2 separate regions of the Homo sapiens genome follow, and region 1 is linked to region 2. Evidence: chromatin contacts called from ENCODE Hi-C or POLR2A ChIA-PET data. All regions are on one chromosome and are shown on one strand. The core of a region is the stretch at or near the end of the contact, and the rest is flanking DNA. Distances in the headings are between cores, read along the strand shown. Region 1 has its middle 22 kb from the start of ADRB2. Region 2 has its middle 110 kb from the start of MIR584.

Region 1 (4,576 bases), core at 1,258-3,757, 100 kb before region 2:
GAGTTTCTAACATTTCCTGGTTGAAAGATAAACTAACATGAATGGAGGGATAGAGGTAAGTCCCAATCACATTTAATGCAGACTTTTAACCAGGAACATTTTCCTGTTGAAATTAATCAACACTCAGGAACAGAAAAGTAAAGAGTTTCCAAATCCTCATAGACTTATAAAATCTTAGCGAACTGAAAGGAATATTAAAGGTAACTAACTAACTCCCTCACTTTAAGCAGGAAGCTAAGACAGAAGGGGGCACCATCTTGCCCAGAGTCCTACAGCAAATAATGGTGGAGCCAGCCCAAGAAGAGACAGCAAAGCCCTTCACACCTCAGGCCAGAGTCATATCCACACAGATGAACTGAGGTTTTGCTGCATAATGAGTTTCAGGCTGTAGGTGACCAAGTTAAAAGACAGAAATTTAAATTATAATGTCTTAGAAAAATCTATTGAGGAAGAAGTGTAGTTGATTGTCCAATTATTAAGCTCACATAATTGGGATACCCTTCATCCTAGTCTCCAAATTTTTCTGAAGATGCACCCCATTAGTAAACATTTGTTAACATACCCTTAGTATCTGTGTATGTATTGTGCCCAGATTATACACATACCACTGTAATAATATGCTATGTATATTTTTAAACATACAAAAATAAACATTTTACCAGAGTGAAGAAAAACAAAACATAGTTGTTCTATTACTTTTCCTTTATATCAGTAAGTTGTCTTTTCTGCTCCCTGAGGGGCCTGCAACACATTTTGGAAACTGCTGCACAACATCATTCTTTTTCACACAAAGGGTCATAACTTATTAGTGAGGTGTGAAATCATTTCAGCAAGTTGCAGCCACCATATTTTAAATGAATTGTCATACAACAGATAAAAAATAATAAATTGATTACAGGTGGTAAGGATGACTGTTGTTTATGGCACATTTTTTCATTTACAATCATGTGTCACTGAATGACAGGGATATGTTGTACAAACATTGTATTTAATATTTACACGAACCTAGATGGCATAGCCTACTACACACCTAGACTAAATGGGATAGCCTATTGCTCCCAAGCTACAAACCTGTACAGCATGTTACTGTCCTGAACACTGTAGGCAACTGTAACACAATGGTAAGTATTTGTGTAGCTAAACATATGTAGACACAGAAAAGGCACAGTAGAAATATAGAATAAAAGATTTAAAATGGTACATCTTTACAGGGCACTTACCATCAAGAGAGCTTGCCAGTCTGTAAGTTGCTCTGGGTGAGTCATTGAGTGAATGTGAAGGCCTAGGGCATTACTGTACACTGCTGAAGACTTTATAAGCACTGTACTAAATGTATACACTAAATTTGTACATTAAACTTATAAAGAAATATTTTCCTTTCTTCAATAACAAATTAAACAGCTTGTTATAACTTTTTACTTTATAAACTTTTTGACTTCTTAAAAATTTTTGACTCTTTTGTAGTAACAGTTTAAAACACAAATTGTTTTGTGTTGTACAAAAACACATTGTGCAGCTGTACAAAAGTATATTATTTCCTTATATCCTTATTCTATAAACTTTTTTCTATTTTTAATTATTTTTTTACTTCTAAATTTTTTTTGTTAAAAACTAAGACACAACCACACACATTAGTCTAGACCTACACAGGGTCAGGATCATCAAGATATCATGAGGTGATAGGAATTTTTCAACTCCATCATAATCTTATGGAGCCACCATGGTATATGTGGCCCATTGTTGACTGAAACGTCATTATGCCATGCATGACTGTGCTTGTGGGAATGGGTGTATGTGTGGTTTGGATGGGGGGAGGTGGCATACTGGGTGGCTCTGTAAAGTGCAAATCCACCCAAATCAGCAATTTGATATTCTTATATTACTTCCATAATCTCTAACCTCACCACCCATCTTCAAATTTAATCCACACGACATCCCTATGATAAAGATGTTCCTACACACATCATGTAAGGGATCAAACTGTGGCATAGGTTAAATAACTTGCCCAAGTTTCAGATCATGAGGTCAGGAGATTGAGACCATCCTGGCTAACACGGTGAAACCCCATCTCTACTAAAAATACAAAAAATTAGCCGGGCGTGGTGGTGGGCACCTGTAGTCCCAACTACTCGGGAGGCTGAGGCAGGAGAATGGCATGAACCTGGGAGGCAGAGCTTGCAGTGAGCCTCAGATTGCACCACTGCACTCCAGCCTGGGCAACAGAATGAGACTCCATCTCAAAAAAAAAAAAAAACAACTTGTCCAAGTTTATATGGCCTGGTACAGGCAGGATTTAGGCAACTGAATCCACAGGTGCTGCTGAACCACCAGGAGACCTGCTGCCCAAGTAACTGCAAACGGGGCACCAGGGACTGTCTAGGACCACAGGTCGAGTTCCACCTCTGCCAACCTAGTTTGTTAGCCCTTCCTTCCTTCCTTCCTTCCTTCCTCCTTCCTTTTCTGTTCTTGCCTGCCAGCTTTCCTCTTTCTACATTTCTTCCTCCTCCTTCCTTCTCTCTGTCTCTTCTATCCTACATTAAGTATAAGTTTTTCATGAACTACATTTTGGGAAAGAGTTCATGGAGCTACAGGGGATCTTAGAGATGACCTACTCCAACTACTTCATTTTTGAAGATGAGGAAATGGAGGTCCAGATAAGGGAAGGGTGTCACCATCAGCTTGTGTCACAGCTAAGGTGAGAACCCACTTCCTCTTCCTCCTCATCCATCAGTCTTTCCTCTGTACCAGCTTTATGCTGCCCTATAAACAGTCCACACTTAGCAGAGTCTGCCCCTGGGCTCTCTTTCCTTGAGTACTAAGAATTCATGTTAATCCACATAGAGAATTGAGAGATCAGAGCCTTCAATAAATGCCAACCAACATTTACAGTGTATTGTCTGTCAGCACAGTGCTGTGACAGTGCTGGGGATAAAACAACACAGACGCCAGGGCATCAGACCCTACCCCCACGCTGCTTTATGTACTCTCAGGGCACAGGGACGCTTCATTCTGTGCTCTTATCACACTGACTTGTGTCATCTCTTGACTGTCAGTCTCTCCCACTGAACTACAAACCTTCTGAGAGCAGAAGCCCTTTTTCTTTTATTGTTTTCTCAGCATTTCATATCCTATTGCACAAATCAGGACTTGGCACATAATAGATGCTCCATAAGTAATGGTTGAATAAATGAATAAATACATAGTACCCGTATTAGTTTGCTAGGGCTTCCATAACAAAATACCACAGCCTGGGTGGCTTACACAATGGAATTTTATTTTCTCATGGTCTTGGAGGCTGGAAGTCCAAGATCAAGGTGCCTGCAGGGTTGTTTCCTCTGAGACCCCACTCCTTGACTTGCAGGTGGCAACCTCTGGCTGCCTCTTCATATAGATTTTTCTCTGTGTGTGCACACACTCCTCGTATCTCTCTGTATGCCCTAATATCCTCTTCTTATGAGGACACAAGTCAGAATGGATTAGGGCCCACCCTAGCAGCATTGTCTTAACTTAATCTCTTTAAAGGCCCTACCTTTAAATATGGTCACATTGTGAGATACTAGGGGTTAGGGCTTTAACATATGAATTTGGAGGGAATACAATTAATTCAATCCGTAACAGCCTCCTAGCCTTAACTAGCTCACTGTAGCACACAAAAACATAATAAGACAGCACAATAACTGCTCTAGTAAGAAAGAAAAAAGCCTGGTGAGACACATATAATGGTTCCATCTAGGCACCGGGTCACCACTAGCCTGTGGCAGAGCTAAAGTGAGAACCCACTTCCTCTTCCTCCTCATCCATCAGTCTTTCCTCTGTACTAGCTTTATGCTATAATTATAATAGCTGCATCACTGGGCGTCGCCATGTACCATGTATTGTTCTAGGCATAGAATGTATTGCCTCAGATAATCCTTGCCAGTATTAAATGTCCACAAATATTGCTAGTGCCTGCAATGTCAATCACTGTGCTAAAGCTATATCATAGTGGAAAGACTCTCACTGCTTAATAGGAAAATGCAGATGCACACACACTCAAACACACACACACCAGTGGTATGCTGTCTCTGCCCATTTCTGCCAGGTTTATAGCTCTCATAATATTTGTTCCTCAGCCAGGTAATTTAGTCGGTTTCCAATTAGGAAAATAGGAATCATTCTAGGTCTTTCAACATCAGAAATTTAATGTAGGTAATATTAATATCAACACTTCGCAGGTGAAGAAACTTAGGAATAGCCAGTAAGTAACTGTTCAATTCACACAGCTAGTAGATTGCTGCTCCAGGGCTTAAACCCATTATTCTGGCTTCAAAGTCCACTCTTTTAAGCGGAACCCCATAATTCCCCTCAATAGCAGGAAGTCTTATTTTTTTTTATCCCAACCGGAAAAGGGATCTGAGACCATAGCAGAGAGGAGAGAAATTAAGCAGAGCCGCAAAGTGGGGTAAAGAGAACACAGAGAACAGACACAGAGAAAACAGGATGGCATAGGTCCAGGTTCATAAGCATCTGGCTGAGCAGGTGGCATAGAGGGGTAGTGAGTAAGGTGAGTTGACCAGTAAGATGAGAATGGAAAGGT
Region 2 (4,836 bases), core at 622-3,121:
ATTCGCTGGGGAGGGGGGCTCCATGCTGGTGTGGCCAAGGCTGAGAGCTCTCCCTTCTCTGTTACAAAAGGAGATAAGCAAGTGTTAGCATTGCCTTAAGTCCACACTGGCATCTCCCAGACCTTCTCCAGGGACAGAAGCAGGAGTAAGTTTCTCATCCCATGGGCGACCAGGGCCATCTCCTCCCACCAGTGGCCCCCACTCACAGGGAGCTGGCAATGCCCTACCTGCCTGTTCTCCAGATGGAGAAACAGGCTCTGAGAGTTCAGAGGTCTTGCCCAAAGTCATTGATTTTGATGATTAAAAAGAATAAACACAGTGTTTCCTGAGTAGCAGTGATTGTTATGCCTTGCTATTTTAATAAAGATTCTATTTTCGTAAAAAAAAAAAAAAGAAAAGAAATATCTCAGATGTTCACTATTTGAGAAATAGTACAGAATACTCTGCAGCAATTTTTTAAGTTGACATAAATCTGCAACATGGAATATGTACTGATGGAAAAAAGAAAGTTGCAGACCAGTATGTCCTGTAGTGTTTGATTAATGTTTATTCTTTAAAAATAATAAACCAATTGCATATGTATTCTATAGTTTTATATAATCTTTAGGTTTATATATAAATTGATACATTTACAGAAATATCTGGAAGGATTTATGGCAAACTAATTGCATTATTTCCTTTGTCAGGTACCTAAGATAGAAGTGGAGTAGGAGAACCCTAACTTTACTATATTGTTTAAAGTTTTTACAAGAAAAGTATATTTATGTATTACTTATGTAAGTAAAAATTAATTTCAAGGTAGATAGCAAAACAAAAAAAAAGACATAGAATGGGAAAGTTATGTTGAAACTACATTTCGAGGCATCTGATGTACCAAGATAAGAGTTTGCACTTAATTCTATAAGCAGCAAGAAGGTATGAAGTGTGAATGGTCATGACATGACCCAGTCTAGGCTATGATAGTGCCTCCTCCTATGGTTGTCATTGAGGATCGCGTAAGTAAACATAAATAAACCACCCAGACAGCATTTGACATATGGTGAGTACTTTGTAAGTGTTAACTACTGCTATTGTTTCCTTCCCTTTGCTCCAGCCACATGAGCCTTTTTTTAATCTCATGAATATGCCAAGTTATTTGAGGCCTCAAAGTTTTCATACATACTGTTCCTTATTATTTCTTTTTTCCCTCTCTTTCTCATCCTTCAGTGTTCAAATTAATATTACCAGCTCAGTGAGCCTTTCCCTTACCTGCACTTCTAAGTTGTTTCCCTGGCCCACTATGTGTGTCTGTGTCAAAGCATCCTGTTGGCTTTTATAGAACACTTGTCCCAATCTGTAATAAAGTCTGTGGAGAATAGGAATTGCTACTATTTATGGAGCACTTACTGTGTGCAGATATGTTTTTATGTGCTTTATATAAACTAATTCACTCCAACATCCTAATAACCGTTTTAAGATGGCATTAGTATTATTCTTATTTTACAGATAAAGAAACTTATGAATAAGATAGAAATTTGATCAAGATCACAGCCTGTAAGTGTCAGAGCTTGGATTCCAGCCATTAGTACACCATAATACTTATTGAATGATGAATCAATTATGAATACAAAGCACTTTATAGTACTCTTGATGTCCTCATAATTAATTAATCCCATACATAGTACAAGTTGTTTCAGAATAAATGGGAGTGATTAGCCTAACTGATAGAGTCTCTAAGGGTAGGTCATATCCCTTAGGAGAAGGAGGCAGCTATTTTCTATGGTGAGGCAGTAAATTGAGCTTTGTGAAGCAGGGCTGATGGCAGAGTTGCAAAAGAGGAGCAGAGTGTGCTGGCAGAGATGTAGGAAACTCACCAGGCTCCAGACCACATTACCTGGTTCTTCAGAGACGGCTCCCTGCCAAGCCCAGTCACAGCCAGAGCTCCAAGAAAGGAGTTCTGGAGCAGTGAGAACTGGCTGCCCTGAGAGGGATGCCAAGGAAGTAAGAAAAAAACAGCCCTTGACTCAGACCAGGGAGATTTCTGTTTAATCCTGGCCTTTAGAAGCAAGACCTCCCGGAAAACCACACCTTTCCCTGAGTCCCTGTTAGGTGAATCCCAGCAGCGGCGAGCCATGACTCTGTTGTTTGCAGATGTCAGGAGGAAAAATAACCCTAATATAAAGGCAGCTCAATTAACTATCTTCTCCTCCTGTGCCTGGCACCTTATGGGAGCTTTAGATAAATTATCTCCTTTAAATCTTTTAACAACTCTAGAGATTCCCGCAGCATTCATTTGCTCAATAAATAGGTATCAAGCACACGCTGTGTTGATGAAGTGGGCACTATTTTTAACTCTGTTTCACAGATGAGGAAAAAGAGATTTAGAGGGATTAAGTAACTTGCCCAACTTAGACATTGGCAGTTAGAACTTGAACTCAAATATACCTGATGCCAACCCCCCTTCCTTCCCTCTACTCTGAATTACCTTCTAAACTTGAAACCAGAATTTATTTCTATTTATGTATCAGGTACTGTACAATAATCATAATTAGGAATTATTCAATGAAATAATGGTTCCTTGCTGATAATAAATATTCAGTAAAGATTAGTTTGTGTTATTCTACATATTATATATTTATACATTGTGATGGTTAATCTAGGTGCCAGCTCGTCTAGGCCACAGTTCTCAGCTATTTGGTCAAACATATCTGGATGTTGCAGTGAAAGGATTCTTTAGATGAGAACAACACTTCAATCTGTAGACTTTGAGTGAAGCAATTTGCCTTCAGTCTTGTGGAAGGGCCTTATCTAATCAGCTAAGGGCCTTCAGAGGAAAAAGGATGAGGTCTCCCAAGGAAGAGAGAATTCTGCCAGTGGACCACCTTCAGATTCAAACTGCAATATCAGCTCTTCCCTGGGTCTCTAGCATGCCAGTTAACCTGGCAGGTTTTGGGTTTGCCAACTCCACAACCAAGTGACCAAATTCCCTAAAATCTCTCTCTGTGTCTCTGTGTATAGAGGTACAGATAAAAATAGAGGCAGAGATAGAGATATCTGTAGCCTGTAGATATACATCCTGTTGGTTCTATCATCAGAAGCTTCGCTACTACAAATATATATTCATAATAATAACAGTAATTGGATGAGCAGATAAAAGGAATGTCTATATGAGATGCAAAGAATGTATACTGCCTGAATTCTTCTAGAAATCCAGCTTCTAATGAAAAATATTGCCTATGATATTGCCTACAATTGTCACAAACAGGTCCCCTTGTATGAAAAGAGCTGATTTTCCTAATATAGTTACAAGATCCATATTTTTTTCTCAGACAGTCTCGCTATTGCCCAGACGAGAGTGCAGTAGTGCAAACACAGCTCACTGCAGCCTCAAACTCCTGGGTTCAAGTGATCCTCTCGCCTCATCCTCCAAAGTAGCTGGGCTTACAGGCATGCATCACCATTTCTCCTCTCCCTCCACATTTATTTCCCCATGCACAAATTGAAGACCTCATGACATTTGCATGACAAATGCAGGAATGAAGGAGGGGTGCACTCTCAGTCTGAGCAGGATGGCTGGCAACCTTGCAGGTAGCTGCAAAAGAGCACCTGTCTGAAAGCCAGGATCCCAGCATTGCCACCCACCAGCTGGGTAACCTGGGCCAGATCTCTTTCATGGTCTAAACTTTAGTTTCTTATGTACTAAACAAGCAATAATAGTCAATATTCTGAGGCTTATTGTAAAAATTAAAATAAAATCCCACATGGGATAGTATTTTCTGAATGGCAGTGTTTTCCTCAAAGAAAGAGCAGGCCAAGCTGAGGAGTGAATAGAAGCTGTTTCTGGGCTCGGGTCGGAGCAGGGTCAGCCCTGGCAGTGTTATGGGGTCAGTGCAGATGGTTCACAGCCACGGCTCATGTGCCTCGCGCTGCTAAACAGGGGAACATTGATCTGATCACAACCCCTTTGATGGCACTGCTTTCAGGTTCTGAAATACCCAGTCTCATTTTCCCTTCATAATAGCCCTCCAAGGGAGGCAGCCCAGGGAAGGGGGGATCCTCATGTCTACACCACAAGTTGGAGGCAGAGCAGAGCCCATGAGACTCAAAGCCCAGCATCTGTCCTCCTCAGCAGAAGGTAAGGGCACTGACGTTCAGAACTTAACCTCTTGACCGAGGGGCCAGTAGAGCAAAAGGACATCAGCCACAAACTCTCCCTCCAAAGTTGAGTGTCTCACCACTGCAGGGGAACTGGGAGACAGATAAAGACTGGAAGGAGAAATTAATTTGAAAGAACAGGAAAGCATCAGCCAGATCCTAATCAGAGAATCAGGCTGCTGGCAGAACTGCAAGTCATTTATCAAACGCCTCCTGAAACTCAATGTATCACTTTTCCTCTTATCTTAGGATTTGGGGGAAATGAAATACATTTTTATATGACAAAATTCAGCCACTAACTGACTCTATAACATTGAGCAAGTCATGGAGCCTCTCTGAGCATCTGTTTCTCTTCCTCAAAATAACAAAGTTGTACAAAATCAGAGTTTCCCAAACTTCAGGTATGAGATTTCTGGGATCATGAGTTTCCATACATAAGCACCACAGCTGCTATTTTTAACCTAATATTGCTTTTTGCAGGTATTTATTGTAAAAGGAAATGATCACCTCGTAAATGTAAAAGCACAACCTTTGGGGTTCATAATTTATTATAATGAATACATAGTTCTTGCAACTGAAAAAACTCTCACGTGCCAGGCTCCTTCAAGCATCCCTCAGACTCTCGTTGGAAAACTCTTGGCCTAGATGATCCCTGAAGGCCCTCCAGCCCTGGCATTCCACTGTGAAAATCCCAGATCCCTG

Evidence for each region. Hi-C counts contacts between places; a loop is a spot of excess contacts on that map. ChIA-PET counts read pairs that join two places held with the same protein, here RNA polymerase II (POLR2A). Pooled maps may share reads with other maps.
Region 1: a loop to region 2 is called in a map of spleen, with 2.3 times the contacts of the local background. The contact joins two enhancer-like sites. A Hi-C loop is called at or near these places in 11 of 168 maps with a recorded cell type or tissue (CD4-positive, alpha-beta T cell, CD4-positive, alpha-beta memory T cell, CD8-positive, alpha-beta T cell and 6 more), 2 of 37 single-sample maps with no recorded cell type and 8 of 50 pooled maps. POLR2A ChIA-PET finds 5 or more read pairs at or near these places in 3 of 52 experiments (A673, MCF 10A and OCI-LY7).

The regions. Positions count from the first base shown.
Region 1 is chr5:148,845,869-148,850,444 of GRCh38, forward strand. No RefSeq gene overlaps it. Among named protein-coding and RNA genes, the nearest start is that of ADRB2, 22 kb to the left of the region's middle. Within about 2 kb of position 2,508, at least 5 of the 41 ENCODE cell types and tissues checked have a DNase peak (open chromatin) inside an H3K27ac peak, as active enhancers do.
Region 2 is chr5:148,948,325-148,953,160 of GRCh38, forward strand. No RefSeq gene overlaps it. Among named protein-coding and RNA genes, the nearest start is that of MIR584, 110 kb to the right of the region's middle. Within about 2 kb of position 1,872, at least 13 of the 41 ENCODE cell types and tissues checked have a DNase peak (open chromatin) inside an H3K27ac peak, as active enhancers do.